Regions from separate parts of the Homo sapiens genome. Here region 2 is linked to region 1. A link is a loop called in an ENCODE intact Hi-C map of the cell type or tissue named here. Cell type or tissue: OCI-LY7. All regions are shown on one strand. Links, peaks and the distances in the headings refer to the core of each region. The heading gives the core; the rest is flanking DNA.

Region 1 (5,376 bases), core at 30-5,029:
CATTGCACTCCAGCCTGGGCAACAGAGCAAGACCCTGTCTCAAAAAAAAAAAAAAAGAAAAGAAGTAGTAGTGTGAAGGTATGTATGATATGCATGTGCCTTCTCTTTCTTTCTGTCTCTCTCTCTCTCTCTCTCTCCAGCACATGCTACTCTGTGCCCACCCACCCCAGCCCATGGTTGTATTAATGAAACTCAAAGAAGCACTCAGGGCTACACCGAGGTAGGGCAGAGCAGGGGCTGAACCTGGATCCAACTCCCAAGTGTAGGACTTGCTCTGTGAAGCCTTCTTGGGGGCACTTTCCAGAATGTCCCCCAGCACCTATGGCTCTCAGCCTGAGACCCTGAGAGGTAGATGCCAGTGGGTTTTGGGGTTCCTGGGGGCTGCCTGGACTGGCCCGGCCTGACCCAGCTCAACTTACCCCTAGGTGCTCTGGGGCATTCATTATGGGTGACACTGTCCTGGTGCCTGGAGGGCAGAGCTTTCTGGGTTACCCAAGCCAGGTGATGACAGACGGGGTCTGTCCCCAGGGATGTGTCCACAGGAGAGAATGGCTTTAGCTGCATGCTGGGAGCGGCTTCTGGACTGTTCTCAGAAGCGTGGGGCCCTGTGCAGGGCATCTTGGCACTGAGTCACCCTCTCTCCCAGCTGCAGTCCGCAGCGGCACTTTGCCCTACCACTTAAGTACATGCATGCACTCATGCATGCGTGTGTGTGTGTGTGTTTTAAATTCATTGCTTTTGGTCTTCCTTTTATTTTCTTTCTCTTTTTAGAGACAGGGCCTTGCTTTGTCACCCAGGCTGGAGTGCAGTGGCACAATCACGGTTCATTGCAGCCTCCACCTCTTGGGCTCAAGCAATTCTCCTGCCTCGGCCTCCTGAGTAGCTGGGACAACAGGCACACGTCCCCATGCTGGGCTAATTTTTACATTTTTAGTAGCGATGAGGTCTCACTATGTTGCCCAGGCTGGTCTCAAACTCCTGGGCTCAAGCGATCTGCACCCCCTTGACTTTCCAAAGTGCTGGGATTACAGGCACAAAACACCGCACCCAGCCTTCTTTTCTTTTATGAATATAGTGACAGATCTTGGTTGGTGTCTAGTCTCTTCTGGTTTGCTGTGTGACTCTGCACTAGTCACTTGGCCTCTCCGGGCCATAGTTTTATCATCTGCCCTAAATGCCCTTTGAAAAGTTTCTTTGTAAATGGGGTGTTTGGGGCGTGCTACAGGCTGCCGATGGACCAGCATCGTGGTGGTGGTGGGCTCTCAGCTCTTCCTTCACCTGGCTGAGTTCACTATTGTGTCTGAGCCCGGGACCATGGGAGGCTCTGATGCCAGTTTCCTGAGGCTGGGACCCAACCGAAGCCTCCACTTAGGGATCAATCAGGGAGGGCTTCCTGTAGGAGTTGATGCCAGAGTGGGCCCTGGTGAGGCTGGGGAAACACCTTTCCCGGCAGGACGATCAGCCATTGCAAAGACCAGAAGGCAGCTGTAGGACAGTGGGAGTCTCAGAGGGACAGAGGTAGGGCATAGAGTCAGGGACGTCTGAGCGTGGCCCAGTCACTCTGCCTCAGGGTTTAGTTTTGGGCTGGGAAGGAGCTGGAAGGGCTCATTGTGGTCAGAGTTGGGGCACCCCAGGGCATGGCAAGGGCATCTGCCAGACCTGGGTTCCAACCCTGCCTTGGCCATCCACCCCCATGTGACCTTGGGCTTTGAGCCCATCTTCCTCGTTGGTAAAACGTCTAATAGACATGTTGGGAGGAGTAAATTAAAGCAGCTCCTTGCTCCTGGTACAGTTGGGGTCTGCCCCTTGCCCCCTTGGTTTTGGGGTAGTGGCACCCTTGAGCCTTCTCACTCTCACACGGGGCCCTAAAAACCACTACCCCCAAACTGAGGGAGAAAACGCCTAGGCGAGGAACTATCCTGGAAGGATGTGAAGAGGAACTATCCTGGAAGGATGTAAGTGAGGGTGCACCCTCACTTAGGGAGCACCGCCTGGGCCAGGCCTTCTGCCTGGCACTCAGCATGCCACCCTCCCTTACTCCGTGGACTGGGATTCTCCTGGGTGGCCCCTCCCTCCCCACGGTTGATTCCTATTCGTCCACTTTGTCCTGCGTCCCAGAGGCATGGACAGGCCGTGCACTCCAGGTCTCCTGCTGAGGGACCGGAGAGGCCCCTGGGACCACGGGAGCTGCCGAGGGCTAAGGATGCCAGGGGTGGGGAGGGAGGGTGGTGGAAGGGTTCCCGGGTGCGTGTTTGAGCTTTGGGGCGAGGCTGGGGCCCGGGGAGTGAGGACCTGGGGAGTGGAGACCCGGTTGGTGGCAGCGCGGCCCCTCCGGTCTATCCCGATCCTCGTTAGCGCGGCGCCACCTAGCGGCGCCCGGGGGAAGCGGCGGCTCGACCTCGTCCAGAGCGCCTCGTGGGGTCCGGAGTTCCCCGTGCTTCTGCTGCGCCCTCGGGGAGCGAACGACGGGCAGGGGGGACAGGAAGGGGCCGCCCTGGCCTCGGCCAGAGGAGCAGGAGGCGAGGGCAAGGCTGTAACTCCTGACACCTAAGGGCCTGGATGCCCGGGGGAAGAGGCGGGAGGAACGAAGTCAGGGCTGACTCAGCCCTGACCTTGGACCTGACCTTGACCCCAGGCCCTGTAGTTTGCTTCCTTAACCCCAGTTTCCATGAACAGAAGCCTCCACTTAGTCCCATCAGGGAGGTCAAGGGGGAGGCAAGAGAGGAGGGATGTCCAGCCTGGGCAGGGAAGAAGGTCAGCCCTGGGAGTGCAGCAGGGGGGTGGCGGGGGCTGGGTAGGGTGGGCTCAGGGTGCACTGGGAGGGACAGGGGACAGGAGGCACAGGCTGTGGGTCGCAGGCCCAGGATGGGCTGCGGGGTGGGACCTGTGGCAGAGGATCCCAGAAGGCAGTGAGGCCAGGGCTGCAGGGTCTCCTGTCCACCCAATAGGACCCCACCCTGGTTCCTTACAAGTAGGAGGTCCCCAAGCCATTGCCCATATCCTGACCCCCTGTCCTGCAAGCCACAGCCTCTTCCTCCCTCCCCTGTCACTGAAGGACCAACCAGGAATACAGTGTTTAAGTCAAGCAGAATGGACACATCTTTAGGGAGCCCAACGGTGGGGTGCCAGGGTCTGAATGGCGCTGTGTGTAGGGGGGTTATATGCTCGGCTCCCAAGCCTGGGGCAGGTCATTCTGGCTCTGCCCAGATTCCACGCTGACTTTGGGCAGACCAGCATCTTCCCCAGCAAAAGGCCCTGTGGCATGGGGAAATTCCTGCGCATGAAGCTGGAGATGCACGGTCTATGGGTGAGTGGACCCCAGTACTACGGTGGAACCCCCAATACTGCAGGGGCACCTCAGTGCAAGGCAAGGCCGTGCACACCTGTCGTAGGACACTGAGAGACATTAGCGTAGTGATGATGCCTATGTGTGTATGTGTGTGGTCTATGTGAGTACAGCTCTGTGTGTTAGTGTATGTGTGTGCATCTGGTGTGTGACTACATGTCTGTGTGTGCGTGTTTGTGTGTGTCTCTGTGTGTTAGTGTGTGTATTCATTTGAATGTGTAAATACATGTCTGTGTGTAAGTGTGACTCTGTGTGAATGTCTGTGTGTGTCTTTGCGTTAGTGTGTATGTGAATGCATGTCTGTGTGTGCCTGTGAGTATGTATCTGTATGTCAGTGAGTGTATATGTGAATGCATGTCTGTGTGTGTACGACTGTAGTGTGTGTGTGTGAATGTGTGTCTGTGTGACTAGGGGGTTGGAGGGTGTGAGTGGAGCTCTGGGCAGAGTGGTCCCTGTGGCTGTACAATTTGGAAAATGCCCTCTATGCCCTGCCCACCTCCCTGGGGCAGGGGGTGCCGTCCTATTTCCCTGGTGAAGCCTGCAAATTCCTCCTGGTGTAGGGGGTCCCCTTCTCTCCTCTACCTCCCCTCCACGTCTTGCCCACAACCCACAGTCCTGCTCTTTGCAGATGCCCTCTTGGGCTGTGTCTGCTGAGGGGGGCTCGGGGCCACCCTACTTCGTGACTTCAGCCTGAGAATCTTTTTATTTATTTATTTTATTATTTTTTTTTCTGAGACTGAGTCTCACTCTGTTGCCCAGGTTGTAGTGCAGTGGCATGATCTCGGCTCACTGCAGCCTCTGCCTCCCGGGTTCAAGCAATTGTCCCGCCTCAGTCTCCCGAGTAGCTGGAATTACAGGCATGCGCCACCATGCCCAGCTAATTTTTGTATTTTTAGTAGAGACGGGGTTTTGCCATGTTGGCCAGGCTGATCTTGAACTCCTGACCTCAGGTGATCCATCTGCCTTGGCCTCCCAAAGTGCTGGGATTACAGGCATGAGCCACTGTGCCTGGCCCAGCCTGAGTCTTGTATAAGGAGATTCAGGTGGAAAACAACGAGGACATAAAGCTATGTGGTGGTGCTTTAAAAATCAAAATGTGGGCCTGGCGCGGTGGCTCATGTCTGTGATCCCAGCACTTTGGGAGGCCGAGGGGGGCGGATCACCTGAGGTCAGGAGTTTGAGACCAGCGTGAGTAACATACCAAAACCCTAGCTGTACAAAAAATTTAAAAAATCAGCCGGATGTGGTGGCACGTGCCTGTGGTCCCAGCTACTTAGGAGGCTGAGGCAGGAGAATGACTTGAGCCCTGGAAGTCAAGGCTATAGTGAGCTGTGGTTGCGCCACTGCATTCCAGCCTGGGCCACAGAGTGAGAACCCCATTTCTAAATAGATAAATAAATAATAAGAAAAAGCCAGGTGTGGCCGGGAGTGCTGGCTCACCCCTGTAATCCTGGCACTTTGGGAGGCTGAGATGGAAGGTCAGGTGTTTGAGATCAGCCTGCCCAACATGGTGAGACTCCATCTCTATTAAAATACAAACATTAGGTGGGTGTGGTGACGGGCACCTGTAATCCCAGCTATTCAGGAGGCTGAGGCAGGAGAATCACCTGAACCTAGGAGGCGGAGGTTGCAGTGAGCCAAGATTGCGCCACTACACTCCAGCCTGGGCCATACAGCGGGACTCTGTCTTAAACAAACAAATAATTAATTAATTAATTAATTAAATGAAAAAGCCAGGTGCATGAGGATTCTCGTGTTTTTTTTCTGCTGTGTCTGGGGCCTGGAGAAGTCCAGAACGTGCGGCTCCAGAACCGAACAAGGAGAAATAGAGACCTGGTTTCTCAGTGGGAATCTTGGATCCTTAAGGTTCCCTCGCTGTTCGTTTTTTTGTTGTTGTTTTGTTTTGTTTTGTTTTTTGTTTGTTTGTTTTTTGAGATGGAGTCTCACTCTGTTGCCCAGGCTAGAGTGCAGTGGTGTGATCTTGGCTCACTGCAGCCTCTGCTTCCTGGGTTCAAGCGATTCTCCTGTCT
Region 2 (5,376 bases), core at 64-5,063, 150 kb after region 1:
GGGAGCTGAGCACTGAGGCAGAGACAGGCCACTTTGGGGCCAAAAGCAGGGCTTGGGGCTAGCCCTGGGTCCACTTGAGGATGCTTAGCCCCAGGACCAAGCCTTGCTCCCAAGCTGTTCCCTGTCATCGTCACTGGCAGGCCCTGGACACTGCATGGAGGGCTTCCTGGAGGAGGCCTGCAGGAGTGAGCCAGTTGGGTGCAGCAGGATGGGCATGTGGTGGGGTCCACTTCCCAGGATCCTTTAAGGAAGGCTGATCCCTCCCAGAACACAGCGTAGCTCAGCCCTCCCTTGGCCCCCCAGGGGCATTACTCACTGTCTTTGTCTGTAGGCGGCTGCAGGGAGTAGAGGGCGCCCTGGGGGCTGTTTGGTGAGGGGCCTGGGTTGCCTGCTGGGCCGGGTGGTCCTGGGGGGCCGGGGCGCCCCATCTCTCCAGGAAGCCCACGGGGCCCTGGAGGCCCCAGGAGCCCTGCAATGAGGAAAAGAACAGTCACTGTGGCAGCCGGAGCCTGGCGGGTGGCTGCAACTTACAAATGGGGAAACTGAGGCCTTGAAAGAAACAGGGTTGGTCAGGGGCCCACAGGCAGTCAGTGGTGACCTCCGATCCACAGTCTTCCTTGGGGGTGTCCTGGGGTGTAAATGAAATGGGCTTCCCTTCCCAGCCCAGTCCAGAGGGGACACTTAGTGGCAGCTTGGGAGGGTGAGGGGGGCAGGGACGGTGAAATCAGCAAAGGCTCTGGCCAGAGGCCCATTGGTCCCTCCCAGGGACTTCAGCCCTGTGGCAGGAACACCAAGTATAAGCCACCATCCTGGGCTGGCCCTGTACCTGCTGAACCAGGGGTCCTTCCCCGGCAGGACCCAGGAGGAGTTGAGAGGGTGGTCTCTGGAGGTGTTTAAATGGCTGAGAACTGCTCCTGGCCCCTGACAGCCTCGATGCTCATGCCTGTACCCGAAGCCCCTGAAGACCCTGTTTTGGCCAGGTGTTGTGGCTCACCCCTGTAATCCCAGCACTTTGGGAGGCCAAGGCAGGCAGGTCACCTGAGGTCAGGAGTTCAAGACCAGCCTGGCCAACATGGTGAAACCCTGTCTCTACTAAAAATACAAAAATTAGCCAGGCATGGTGGCAGGCACCTGTAATCCTAGTTACTCAGTAGGCTGAGGCAGGACAGTTGCTTGAACCTGGGAGGTGGAGGTGTCAGTGAGCTGAGATTGTGCCACCGTGCTCCAGTCTGGGCGACACAGCACAAGACTCCATCTCAAAAAAAAAAAAAAAAAAAAGCCAGGTGAGGTGGTGGCTCACGCCTGTAATCCCAGCACTTTGGGAGGCCAAGGTGGGTGGATCATCTGAGGTCAGGAGTTCGAGACCAGCCTGACCAACATGGTGAAATCCTGTCTCTATTGAAAATACAAAATTAGCCAGGTGTGGTGGCGCATGCCTGTAATCCCAGCTACTCAGGAGGCTGAGGCAGGAGAATTGCTTGAACCCGGGAGGCAGAGGTGGCAATGAGCCGAGATGGCATCACTGCACTCCAGCCTGGACAACAGAGCGAGACTCCCTCTCAAAAAATTAAAAAAAAAAGACCCCGTTTTTCTGGTACCCAGCAAGATCAGGGCTGTGGGTGCGTGGGACACCTCGCCTGTTCCAGTAGAGAAGAAAGCCCAGCCCCTTCCGCAGGTTGACAACATCACATATGTGGGGGGTTTTCTTACCAGGCGGCCCCGCTGGACCCTTCTCTCCTGTCTGGCCTCGGTCACCTTTAGACCCGGGGGGGCCTGCAGGCCCTGGTGGTCCTGTCTGCCCCGGGGGCCCTGGGGAGAGAAGGAGACAGGGCATCAGAACATGGTGGACCCCCAGCCTCCAGTGGCTCCAGGCCTGGCCCCCTGGGCTGTCAGCCTACGTTCCCCCAGGAGCCCTGCCTACCTGGGACTCCCTAAACAGGCAAAGGCACTCACATCACCTTGGAGCTGGTTATTACAACTTACAAACCAGCTTTGCACTTACAAACATCTATGATTCTAAGAACTGCTTTCGTTCCCATTTTCAATGTGGGGAAACTGAGGCTCAGGAAGGTTGGTCCCTTGCCCAAGCTCACACAGCCAGGCTGCAGATGAAGTTGCTTAGCTCCAGGTCCCTCTCTCACACCCTGCTGTCTCTCTGCTTAGGGTCAAGAACCGGGCTTGTGGCAAAGTGCTCCCCAACAGGTGGCCTCCGAGGAGGCCCCAGGAGGTCCTGAAGGATGGATCTTCCCAGCTACAGATCTCTAAACCCCAAGGGTGGACAAGGAGATGGAGAGGTAAGGCTTGCTGTGTGGCCAGGGGACAGCCTTTTCTCCCTCTGGCCCAGAGAGGATGCTGAAAAATGTTTGCTCAGCACCTTAGGAGGCTGAGGCAGGAAGATCACTTGAGCCCAGGAGTTTGAGACCAGCCTGGGCCACATAGTGAGACCCCATCTCTACAAAAGATACAAAAGTTAACCGGGCATAGTGGTGCACGCCTGTGGCCCCAGCTACTGGGGACGTTGAGGTGGGAGGATGGCTTGAGCCCAGGAGGTCTGGGCTGCAGTGAGCTATAATCACACCACTGCATTCCAGCTTGGCTTACAGAGCGAGACCGTCTCAGAAAAAAAAAAAAAGTTTGCTGATCTGATGAAGGGACCTGCACTGAGTCTTAGGGCCCTTTGCACTCTGCCTGCATGGGACTGTGGTATGGTGGGGAGGGCCTGGCTGGGGGCTGCTGGCCTCGGAAGAGCCCCACCTGCGCTCTGGAATCCAGGTTGGCTGCAGGTGTCACCATGTGTAGAGTGTGTGCCCCACCTGGTGGCCATTCTTGAAACTGCATTTTCCCCTGGTTGGAAAGGTCTTGCCAGGCATGCGCTTTCGTGGGCCTGGGTCCCCGGTGGGATGGGAAGCCCCTCCTCCTCCATCCCCCAAGAAAGATCTGAAGAATGTGGGCATGAGGTAACGCTCTGGGGGTGAGACCTTAGGGACAGCGGCTCGAGGGGTAGGCCGGGGGCCAGAGTGAGAGAGGTCCCCCTTCCCGTAGGAGACCTGAGCTCGGCCCTCCTCCCGCAGCCTTCAGTCCCTTTCCAAGAATGCAGGATACCCTACTCTCCTTCCCCGGCCCTGGGACTGGCCACTGGAGGCCACCTGTGTCATGCATCTCTCCTCCCTGCTCTGCCCCTGCTCCCCAACCCAGCATCAGAATAGACACTCAGAACAGAGGGCAGAGGGAGAGCGCCCCCTCCAAAGGGCTCTAAGGGCAGAGAATCATGGAGGCAAAATGCCCCCAGCTTGCTGGCTTGCTGGGTGACCCCAGGGGTGTCACTTAACTTCTCTGAGCCTCAGGTGTCTCCCCTGTAACCTCAAGGCTTCCAAGCTTTGTGTGAAGATTAAGAGTGATATCTGTAGGCTGGGTGCGCTAGCTCACACCTGTAATTCCACACTTTGGAGGCCGAGGCGGGTGGATCACTTGAGGTCAGGAGTTTGAGGCCAGCCTGGCCGACATGGTGAAACCCCGTCTCTACTAAAAATACAAAAATTAGGCTGCGTGTGCTGGCTCACACCTGTAATCCCAGCACTTTGGGAGGCCAAGGAGGGCAGATCATTTGAGGTCAGGAGTTCAAGACCAGCCTGGCCAACATGACAAAACCCCTTCTGTATTAAAAATGCAAAAAGTAGCGGGGCTTGGTGGTGCGTGCCTGTAATCCCAGTTATTAGGGAGGCTGAGGCAGGGGAATCCCTTGAGCCCAGGAGGCAGAGGTTGCAGTGAGCCGAGATCACGACACTGCACTCCAGCCTGAGTGATAGAGTGAGACTCCATGTCAAAAAAAAAAATTATATCTGTATTTGAAATATTTTCATATCTGATATGAAAATATTTAATAACTGGCACAGTGCAGATCCTGACCACTCATGGTAGACCTCAGCCTTCAACCCCTGGATTCAGCCTTATAGACAGGTGTTGTTTGCTAAATGTCCTCCAGGATAAAGCCCCACCTCAGTGTCTGGCAACCAGGAGGGCTTCATCGATTGCAACTATGATTATTACAATTGTGATTAAAGCAAAGGTAATTACAGCCCCAGGTGGCAGAGCCCAGACCAGTAGGTAGAATCTGCAGAGGGAAAATTCTTCCCCTTAACTTTAAAATGTGGCCAGGGCCAAGCATGGTGGCTCACACCTGTAAATCCCAGCACTTTGGGAAGCCGAGGCATGAGGATTGCTTAAGGCCAGGAGTTTGAGACCAGCCTGGCAACGCAGTGAGACCTCGTCTCTACTAAAAATTAAAAAAAAAAAAAAAAGCCAAGTGTGGTGGTGTGCACTCGTAGTCCCAACTACTTGGGAGGCTGAGGCAGGAGGATCACCTGAGCCTCGGAGATGAAGGCTGCAGTGAACTATGATCATACTACTGTGCTCCAGCCTCAGTGACAGAGCAATACATTGTCTCAAAATAAAATAATAAAATAAAATAAAATTGTAAAAGTGTGGCAGGAAGGCAGGGGGGCAGATGTCCTCCAATTCCAGCCAGAGAGTTCAGAGAGCAAACCCCAGAAAGAGGTGGGAAGCAGTAAGTTCCTGCTCCCTGGCCAGGCAGAATGCTGCAAAATTGAACCCAGCAAGGCTGGGCTGGGGGCCATAAGTGCAGAAGCCAAGGAGCAGGGCAGATACTGAAGACAGTAGCTGAGCTGTAAGACAATAGGGAATGGTGGGGACTGCGGCAAACTGCACAGCCTGGACTGGACCTACAGTGGCAACCCAGTAGCTGGTTGTTTCCATGAGGGACTGCCAGCCCTGATGGCCAATTTTCTCATTTTTATTTTTATAATTTTTTGTAGAGACAGGGTCTCACTATGTTGCCCAGGCTGGTCTTGAGCTCCTGGCTTCATGCAATCCTCCCACCTCAGCCTTCCAAAGTGCTGGGATTATAGGTGTGAGCCACTGCACCTGCCCAAGATCATCTATTTTTTTGAGACAGGGTTTCACCCCGTCTTCCAGGCTGGATTGCAGTGGCATGATCTTGGCTCACTACAGCCTCCACCTCCCCAGCTCAAGCAATTCTCATGCCTCAGCCTTAGGAGTAGCTGGGATTAATCATGCTGGGCTAATTTTTGTATTTTCAGTAGAAATGGGGGTTTTACCATGTTGCCCAGGTTGGTCTCGAACTCCTGACCTCAAATGATCCACCTGCCTTGACCTTCCAAAGTGCTAGGATTACAAGCATGAGTGAGCCACTATGCTCGGCCAGATGGTCTACTTTTTTTTTTTTTTTTTTAGACGGAATTTTGCTCTTGTCCCCCAGGCTGGAGTGCAGTGGCGTGATCTCGGCTCACTGCAACCTCCGCCTTCCGGGTTCAAGCGATTCTCCTGCCTCAGCCTCCT

Evidence for each region. A loop is a pair of places that touch in the nucleus more often than their neighbours do. Peaks named below come from ENCODE experiments on the same cell type or tissue, not always from the same donor. Only the 100,000 strongest peaks of a DNase experiment are listed, where the experiment ranks them.
Region 2: it touches region 1 in a loop (3-fold over the local background); 20 of 110 quality-filtered maps call a loop at or near these places.

Annotation. Positions count from the first base shown.
Region 1 is chr7:101,685,490-101,690,865 of GRCh38, reverse strand. No RefSeq gene overlaps it. Among named protein-coding and RNA genes, the nearest start is that of MYL10, 59 kb to the right of the region's middle. RefSeq lists a silencer at 2,185-2,314. In OCI-LY7, for the core only: CTCF peaks have their summits at 2,173 and 2,382 (motif pointing left); a DNase peak (open chromatin) is centred at 2,365; H3K4me3 peaks cover 239 bases; H3K27ac peaks cover 418 bases.
Region 2 is chr7:101,540,431-101,545,806 of GRCh38, reverse strand. It overlaps COL26A1 (collagen type XXVI alpha 1 chain), which reads right to left. Exons shown (of 13, transcript NM_001278563.3): 6 at 1,711-1,809; 7 at 317-469. Among named protein-coding and RNA genes, the nearest start is that of LINC01007, 26 kb to the left of the region's middle. RefSeq lists a silencer at 2,705-2,999 and an enhancer at 3,013-3,681. In OCI-LY7, for the core only: CTCF peaks have their summits at 2,633 and 2,835 (motif pointing left); a DNase peak (open chromatin) is centred at 2,796.